Regions from separate parts of the Mus musculus genome. Here region 1 is linked to region 2. The links are chromatin contacts, found by Hi-C or POLR2A ChIA-PET in ENCODE. All regions are on one chromosome and are shown on one strand. Each heading gives the region's core, a stretch centred on a gene start or an enhancer-like site at or near the end of the contact. The rest is flanking DNA. Distances are from core to core; before and after follow the strand shown. Region 1 holds the start of Zfp219 (zinc finger protein 219). Region 2 has its middle 6.5 kb from the start of Rnase13.

The links. Hi-C counts contacts between places; a loop is a spot of excess contacts on that map. ChIA-PET counts read pairs that join two places held with the same protein, here RNA polymerase II (POLR2A).
Region 1: a loop to region 2 is called in a map of left cerebral cortex, with 2.7 times the contacts of the local background. The contact joins the promoter of Zfp219 here to the enhancer-like site in region 2. A Hi-C loop is called at or near these places in 1 of 37 maps with a recorded cell type or tissue (left cerebral cortex). POLR2A ChIA-PET finds 5 or more read pairs at or near these places in 3 of 5 experiments (Patski and embryonic stem cell).

What each region holds. Positions count from the first base shown.
Region 1 is chr14:52,018,770-52,022,958 of GRCm38, reverse strand. Zfp219 (zinc finger protein 219) reads left to right here and starts at 2,226. Exons shown (of 5, transcript NM_027248.2): 1 at 2,226-2,436. Tmem253 (transmembrane protein 253) reads right to left here. Exons shown (of 7, transcript NM_001033805.3): 6 at 4,081-4,189; 7 at 3,172-3,753. The coding sequence ends at 3,673.
Region 2 is chr14:51,927,091-51,931,485 of GRCm38, reverse strand. No RefSeq gene overlaps it. Among named protein-coding and RNA genes, the nearest start is that of Rnase13, 6.5 kb to the right of the region's middle. Within about 2 kb of position 1,684, at least 1 of the 3 ENCODE cell types and tissues checked has a DNase peak (open chromatin) inside an H3K27ac peak, as active enhancers do.

The DNA.
Region 1 (4,189 bases), core at 977-3,476, 91 kb before region 2:
CCGCCCCAACTCTCACAGGCTTAAGTTGCAAAGGAAGTCGTCCAACTTGAACTGTCTCTTCTAAGAGAATAGAAGGGGTCGTGACCTTTAAAAAGTGACGTCAGCAGGAGCCTTGTCACAATCTCTTTTTGTTAAGTTCTAATTGAAATAAAATGGGTGACCTCCATAGAGGCTGCCAGATCGGTGCAGAATGGGTCAGATGGCGTGGTCACTAGGAGCATGGTAGCCATGCAGAATTCTAGAGTAGCCAGGGACTCTGGCCCAGTCAGGGTGGCGAGGGTAGTCATGAGAAACAGAGAAGACTCCCTTTTGGCTTGTAGCATGCAAAAGGTAACAGACAGAGGAGGAGCCTGAAGCAATCTCCTGATTTATATGCTAATGTACCTGCCTTTCCACATTCCCTTACCAACCCCACTCCCAGCTGACCATCAAAACTCTCTTCCAGTATTGCAAAATATCCCCCCCCACCCCCACCCCCCCGCAGGCAAACTGACCTTTTCCTGGAAAGCAATGTCTAGAGGGGTAGTTTCATGTTTAACCCCTCCAACACAGGTGTGTTTCACCAGAGCTACAGAAACCGCACTGTACATCCCAACCCCCCAATTCTTCTAGTTGTTTTCTGGTTTTTCAAAACAATTGAGTTTTCCTGTGTAGCCCCAGAGGTCCTAGAGTTAGCTCTGTAGACCAGGCTGGCCTTGAACTCAGAGTGATCCTCCTGCCTCTGCCTTCTGAGAGCCAGGATTCAACCCAAATTTTTGCCATCTATTTGCATAATGCAGAACTTGACACTTCAGTCTACTGAACTATAGGCTGAATCTGACCCTTGAATTAAAAAAAACATTTTTTTTATTATTAATACTTAAAATAAGAGTGTTCTAAATTTCTGACTTCTATTCAAATCCGGAAACCATGGCACTACCGGAGCCAGAGCTGCCCACGGCAGTAGCTGGTGGAGTTGAGGACAGACATCCATTTAGCAGTGTGTACTGCTGAGTTCCCAGCAGTTCTCACTTCACAGGCAATCTAGTTCACTCACTTACACCATTATCTGCCTTCTTAGACAATTTATTTTCCACCTCTCAAGGGCCTCATCATTTTAGAGGTCTTGTGCATGACTCTATTTTCGCCATATGATTCAGTAAGATAAGCAGAAGAAGCATGGTGTAATGGCCATGCAAATGAAGTGTAGTTCAGACAGATCTTATGCGCTCAAGCAACAGAGCCAGAATCTAGGTCTCCTGACGCCTGGTCTTGTTTTTCTCCCACTAAGAATTTCACACGGAAGCTCACTGAACTAAACAAGGAGAAATAGGCATGGTTGCTAGTAGACAAATCCCAACTGCGGAGCCATTCAAGCTTCACCACAAATTTCCAACCTTTTCCTTAAATTGTTTGCTCCCCCTCATATTCTATAGTATCTTCCCCAGGAAACTGAGTGAGGCTTTACGACTTAATTTGGCCAACCAATTGTGATGGAAGTTAACATGTATCCATTTGGCGAGCAGCACTGCAGAATTCATAAACAATTCTTCACACTTAGTTCACGATGTAGTGGGGGAGGCAAACTTATGGTGACACAGTAGGGTCTTCATACAGTAAGGCTCAGTCAAGCATGGTGAGTGGCACGTGCCTTTAACTCCAGCACTTACAGGCATGTGGATCAAGGTCTACATGGCAAGTTCCAGGCAGGCAAAGATACATGTGAGACCCTGCCTTTTAGAAAAGAAAAGAAAAGAAAAGAAAAGAAAAGAAAAGAAAAGAAAAGGAAAGAAAAGAAAAGGAAAAAAAATTGAGCCTCCAGCATCTTAGGATCTTAATAATTTACAATGAACAAAGGCCCTTGTCGGTTATTCTGGACACAAAGTAATGAGAAATAAAACCAGAGGTTTTGGCCCTGAGTGTTCAGCATTGTTAAGAGACCCATTTATACGGTCCTTGAGTTTCTCTTAAGATGCAGAATGCAATATCCAGGTTTCCGATTACCGCGGTAAAAGCTGGAAGACAGCTAATTGCTGTTTTCTCTTTATAGTTTCTTTGGCCACTACGTCCTGACTTTGAAGAAAAATATTCTTTTCTCAGAGCCCTTCACTATCCCTGCAGTTTGATTGGGGGAAGAGAAAACATGGAGGAGGCCCGGATTGCGTTCTCTCCATTCCAGAGCCTGATCCCAGATCTGTCTCCACCCACTAATACTCACACGTAACTTTGTCATAGGGCGACTATTACCACTCCCAAGGTGTCACAAACAGAAAGGATCTGCAGCTGGCGCCACTGCAATGTCAAGGCAAGCCAGCCAGGCTGCGCTCTAGCCTCACTGGTACCTGGGCTTGCCTGAGCCCGGAGAAGCAGCATTCTCTAGGGAAAAGAAGCCTTCTCAAGTGGGAACAAAAATGAATGTGAGGCGAACACCCATCCCGGGCACTATGTGAATTTGGGGTGAGTTCTCTTAGGCCTAGTCAATCTCTACTTTTTAGCAGCTACTAAGCTGTCCCCCCTCTCCCCGGTGCTATTGGGATCCACCGTTTTCCTGGGCTTTCTCCGCTCCCCCAAACCAACCGAGTCTATCATCTTTGTACACTTGCAGAGGTCATAAGTGGTGTGGGCACAGTACAAAAAGAGCTTCAGCGACCGTACCGCTGCAGGGATCAAAGGCCCGCCGGGGGCGGCCGAAAGGCTGAGCCTGCGCAGTCCTGCTCCCGCCTTGGAAAGGGTGGCGGCCACGCGGGCTCGGTCCACCAGCGTGCTCGCTAGAGGCGGGAAAGTCTTAGGTCGGTACCCCCGCCTGCCCAGCCAGCCTGTCCTCTCCAGCTCCCGGCCCGGGGGGGAGGGGGCGAGGAGGGCCGGCGCCTCTGACTCATCATCTCCAACCCCCTTCTCGCGCGCGCTCCAAGTCTCAGGACTTTGAACCTGGGCACTCGCGCGAGGGGCGCGGCGGCAGCACCAGGGGAAGCGCGGCTTGGCCCGGCGCCGACCCCCAGCCTTTGTCAGTACCGGCAGCTGCGGGCACGAGGGCTAGAGACCCGCAGCCGGTGGCGGTGACCTGGCCGCGGTGGCGGCGCCTCTGTGCGCGACGGCCCTCCCGGCGCCTCCCCGCACGCGGGGCCAGTGGTCGCGTCCGAGGAAAACTCGGCTAGGCCTTGCTCCCAGCGCCTGGCGTCACTCAGCAGATGCACAGCGCCCCCGCCGCCGAGGGAAGGCTCTTTATTTTGCAGTAGGTCACGGGGTAGCGGGGCATCCTGGGATTTGTAGTCTCGGGTGAATTAGGCAGGACCCGGATCCAAGGGAGACCTGGAGCACAACCGACGCGGATTCTGGGTTGGCTGGTGCAGCAACCCGGCTTGGAGTGGATGGGATTGTGAAAGGTGAACAGTGAGAGGAGGCAGATGTGAAATGAAGCTGGATGGAGAGGCAGGGAGGAAGAAGTCGAAGAATGCAAGGGAGGAAGCTGCTTGACGAGGCGTGAGGTGAGGGAGGTCTCTAGTCCAGAAATTATCTCCCTCTAGTGGGGAAGAGAAGAGAAATGGGCCTGGGTTGAGGGGAAATTGAGGGCACTCTGGGCTTCAGGCACATTCTGGGGGAAGTCCAGTTATAGTCCAAGGGAGGTGCAAGACGCAGAAGTGCCTGGAGATGTCCCCCTTGGCGTAGGGGGACAGTGGCACCTGTCTTGCCCACTCACTCATCCGTCCTATTTCCTGTGCTAGCCACCACGGGACCATTCTCCAAACCAGAAACCTCCTCCATCTCAGAGAGGCCCTGAAAACAGATGCGAGCAAATTTTGGGGTCAACCAAGGGGAAACCCCGGGTAGAAGCAACCCCCTTCCAGTTTTTCCAGTCTTTCCAATAGTACATTATGGCAGCTTCCTAACGTTTATGCACGCGTGTAGCTCCAGTCATTAAATACCCAATTCTTTCACAAACATCATTAGGGAACTAACGTCCAATGCCAGAAAGCCAATCAGTTTCAGCCCTTCACTTCCCTACGGCCCTACTATGTGCTCTTAAGCCTACAGACAAGGACAGCCAGATTAAAAGTTAGCTGGAAGCTGGCTGCTTCATGCTTTCCTCCCTGTACCCCCTACCTCCTGTAGCTCCCGGTACTGCAGCCTTGACCTCTTGAAGTATCCAGGCTTCCTCTGGCTCAGCAAGAACAGGGCATATGTGGAGACCAGCACTCCCGCTAGGGTGAAG
Region 2 (4,395 bases), core at 435-2,934:
CAAGGTGGGCTGCCCAGTTGGAGTGTGTGCACAGGGCATTCAGAGAACCACACAGCAGAAACCTGAGGAACCAGGAGAAGAGCTGCAGCTTCACTCTGAGGAGTAAAGAGCCTGTTAAAAAGGTCACCTAACCCACGTGCATTACAGCTGTGGTCAAATCACACAAGCCATGTTAATTATGAAGTTTGTGTTTTGGTCCAGAAGTTAGAATTTAAAAAAAAAAACATATACTTTATTTTTATATATTTGGGATATTTAAAAAATATGCACCCTTGGCAAACATCATGCATGAATACAGTGTGTTTCGCTCATGTCCACCCTTCGTCCACCTCCTTACAGAAGCTGGGGTTTTGAGCAAAGGCATGGAGTATGTGTTTCGAGAGGTCTTTGGTAGACAGCACAGCTGTGGGCAAAGATGGATTTCTATCAGAACAAGTGGTGTTGGAGAACGATAAGGCCACTAGGTGGCAAAACAGCACTAGGGACAAGTTCACACAGGCCTCTCGCTCCTCAGGGTGTTTTCCCTGGAGAGGTTTGGCTCTGAGGAACACTGCTTTCTTCTTTGTTAGGGTGTCAGAGTGTCTGGAGGGAGTAGTCTACCAAGTTGCTATAGATTCACACAGACACACACACACAAGTAGACTGCTTATTTTATTTATTGATTGAAAAAGAGGGAAGGGGGAAAGAGAGGGAGAAAGAGAAGCAGAGGGAGAGAGGGGGAGAAGGAGAAAGAGAGAAAGGAGGTGATGTGGTCGGAGGACAAGTTGTTGCAGTCTGTATTGTCACTCTGCCCTGCTGTGTGGGCATTGGGGACTGAACTCAGGTTGCCTTGCTTGGTGACAAATGCCTTTACCCACTGAGCCATCTTCTAAGCCCCAGAATCCATGTTTTAAAGTAGGCAGTGGACCAAATTCATACCAGCTCAGTGCAGTCTTGCCCCCGGAAGTGCAAGTTAGGGTGAGAGGAGGGGGCAGGGGGCTGTAAGCCTTTGAGCAATTCGAATTCTGTCAAAGTGTGATGCTTCCAAGCCATGACCTGCGGTGTGGCTGTCGTTATTAAAGCTACTTGCTCCTAAGACTACTCTGGGCTTTCCAGAGGCTGCCTGCCTACTGCGTGCAAATGAGATAAACAAAGTTCTGCCGAGATAAACAAAGCTCTGCCAGTCTCTCCCGTCAAAGGGAAAAGAAGCAGAGCTTCGGGTTTGTACACAAAAATTGAAACAGGAAAGTTGACACCTACATCTATACAATTCAGGTTGAAACCTTTGCCTCTGTTATTTGATTGCATTGGCCTAAATTGTCCAACTTACCTGATCGGCTTCAGTTTGCACTTGCTAGAACAATTTTGACACTTTGCGTCCATGGCCCTAGTGGCAAAAGGAGGAAAAACTGAAAGAGGACAGACAGCCTTGGGAAGGAAAGACTGCGGAGCAGAAATACGGCGGAGCAGAAGACGGAGGAAAGCCCAAGTTCTGGCTTCCTTGTTTCCTTTATCACTAGTCATTGCTGTTGGCCCAACTTTCTTCCCTGCTGTCCATCCATCTGTCTGTTTGTCTGTCCGTGTGCGTGCACGTGCATGTGCTTATGTGTATATTGTTAAAGTTGGGGTGGGTGTTGTGAAAATTCCGCCAGTGCCAGGTGGATCCCTGCCTGTGTTCCCCCACAGCACAACAGCTGCTTCTTCTTCCAGCCTGCACTGGGAGGGAGCAAGGGGGTGGAGAGAGAGGCTAGACCTGGATTGGTGCCTACCCTTCAGAGCCAAGCCTTTCTTCCGGAGTTCCACACAGCCTCTAGATACCAATGGGAAGCCCATGGGAGAGTGTTTCCCTCCAGACTAGAGCCGATCCAAGTTCTGTCAGCCTAATGTAGATCTTGGATAAATAAGGGTAATAGGCTCATTTTTATATTTGGAGAAAGTGAAACACTGAGAAGTTGGGGTCAGCTGTGGGACTCTCTTCAGGTCTTTGAATTCCCATGACCTTTCCTGGAACAGCTGTGAGTTTGGAGGAGGCAGCCCTGACCAAAGGTTAGAATCCTTGGCTCCCAGACCTTTAGACCAGTCAGGACATAGGAGAGAGGGACCTGGTCTTAGGGTCAGGGGCTTACCGGGTTGATCTGTGCTCTAAACTCTTTCTAGCGCCACACTCCTTACTTATATCCAGAATAAGTTCCTTAGGCCAAACTCAGGCCTACCACCATCGGGCAAACCTGCCTTTTAACTTTGTCTCTGACTTTTCTCCCACTCAGTGTCTCAGCCACAGGCAGACATGATTTTCATAATATTTTTTCATGCCACTTAACTTCTGACTGTCCAGTGAGACTGGTCCCAGGGTCCCCAGGCTGGCTTAGAACTTGCTATGTAGCTGAGGATGGCCCTTGAACTCCTGATTCTCCTGCTTCCACCACCCTAGGACTGGGATTTCAGGTGTGTCCCACCACAACCACTGCTCAGGATCAAGCCTCGGACTTTGTCTTCTAGGGGAAAACTCTACCAACAGAGCTCTATCTCCAATTGGCAGAGATGACATCTTTCTCATCTCTGCATCCCTATACTATTTTCTGCCTTCAAGAAATATGATTTTGGGGATGGATGAGGGGCTAGAGATGGCTCAGTGGCTAAGAGCATTTGCTAACCTTCCAGAGTTTAGTTCTTAGCACCCATATCAGAGAGCTAACAAATGTCTATAACTCTAGCTCCAGGGGCTCCTAAACCTCTGGCCTCCAAGAGGACCTGTGCACATGTGCACATACCTACATGCATACACACACACACACACACACACACACACACACACACACACACACACACACCTGTACATAATTTAAACAAATTATGTATAGATAAACCTAAAAAGAAAGAAAGAAATTATGTCTGGCATGGGGGCACCTGCCTTTTACACTAGCACTTGGGAGGCAGAGGCAGGTAGATTTCTGTGAGTTTGATGCCAGCCTGGTTTACATAGCAAGTTCCAGTATAGCCAGAGAGCTACATAATAGAGAGATGATGTCTCAAAGGATCAATAATGATGATGATAATAATATTTCCCTCTAACTTAGACGGTAAGTCATCAGAAGACTAGATTTATCTGTCAACAATAGTTTTTTTGTTTTTTTTTTTTTTGGTTTTTTTTTTTTTTTTGGTTTTTCTAGACAGGGTTTCTCTGTGTAGTCCTGACTGACCTGGAACTCACTTTGTAGACCAGGCTGGCCTTGAACTCAGAAATCTGCCTGCCTCTGCCTCCCTAGTGCTGGGATTAAAGGCGTGCGCCACCACACCCGGCTCAACAATAGTTCTTTTGTACCTTGTATAAAACAGCAGAATGCTATGAACATACATAAGCACAGAGTGTGCTACAGTGTAGATCTAGCACTCAGGAGGCTGGGGCAGCGGGATAGAGCCTCCAAACAATACAGGTCATTGCCACTGCTGCTAGTTACTCACTAGAACTTGGAGGTAAGAGCTAGTTGCTGAAGGTATCGCATGCTTGCATCAGAGGACGTGGATAAATCAAGCTGGTACTGGTCTGCAAGAGCTATTCCTATTGGCTAGCTCTTATAGTGCTGGAAAGTGCTACAAAGCCTGCTGGGAGAAGAGACATCATTAGCAGGCTTACCCAGCAGTGGACCCTATGAGCCGCAAGAATGAACAGCCTGGCAGGCTATGCCCATCGGTGCAACAATGACCTGAATGTTACGGGTATAATCAACAGCTTTTTGATTGTATTTAAGGCCTGCTCCACAGGATGGTGGAACTCATGCCTGGTACTGTGAACCTGACCAAGAGCCCATGGCTGATGAGGTCATAGACCTTAGACTACTGCCTTTCCTAAATGGACAGAACAAGCTGCCTTCCCAAACATGCATCTCCATACCCATAGTAAACTTCACGTGGCTCTCAGATCTCATCAGAGATCTTCCCTTTGCAGTGAATGATGGGTAATACAGACTCTCAACTCGTCCAAGTGCAAGGGATAAGCTCAGCCCTACATCCCTCATCTATATCACAGCCTCCTCCCTGCAAGGCTCAGGGAACATCATATGGGTGTATTATAATAAGGGTATATTATAATATGGGTATATTGCAAGAGCCAGGGGCCAGGGAGGACTGCTGTAAAACACAGTCTTCTGCATGGGACAGGCCTGTTGCTCTCAGGAACTCACAGCAGCTATGGTTGCCCCCCACAAAAGCAAGTCAACCAAACTTCCAGCATGGACGGAGAATAGAGTTCTGAAGACCCAACCCTTACTACCCATCCCTCACTGAAGAGCTACTGCCAGTTGCTGGGAGGAGAGTTTGTGGGACGCCTGACTTGCCAGCAAGTGAGACGCCACAACAGGATCCTTCTGCAACACGTTTATTGGGAGAGCATGGACTGCGTAGGCGAAAGTCCCCCTA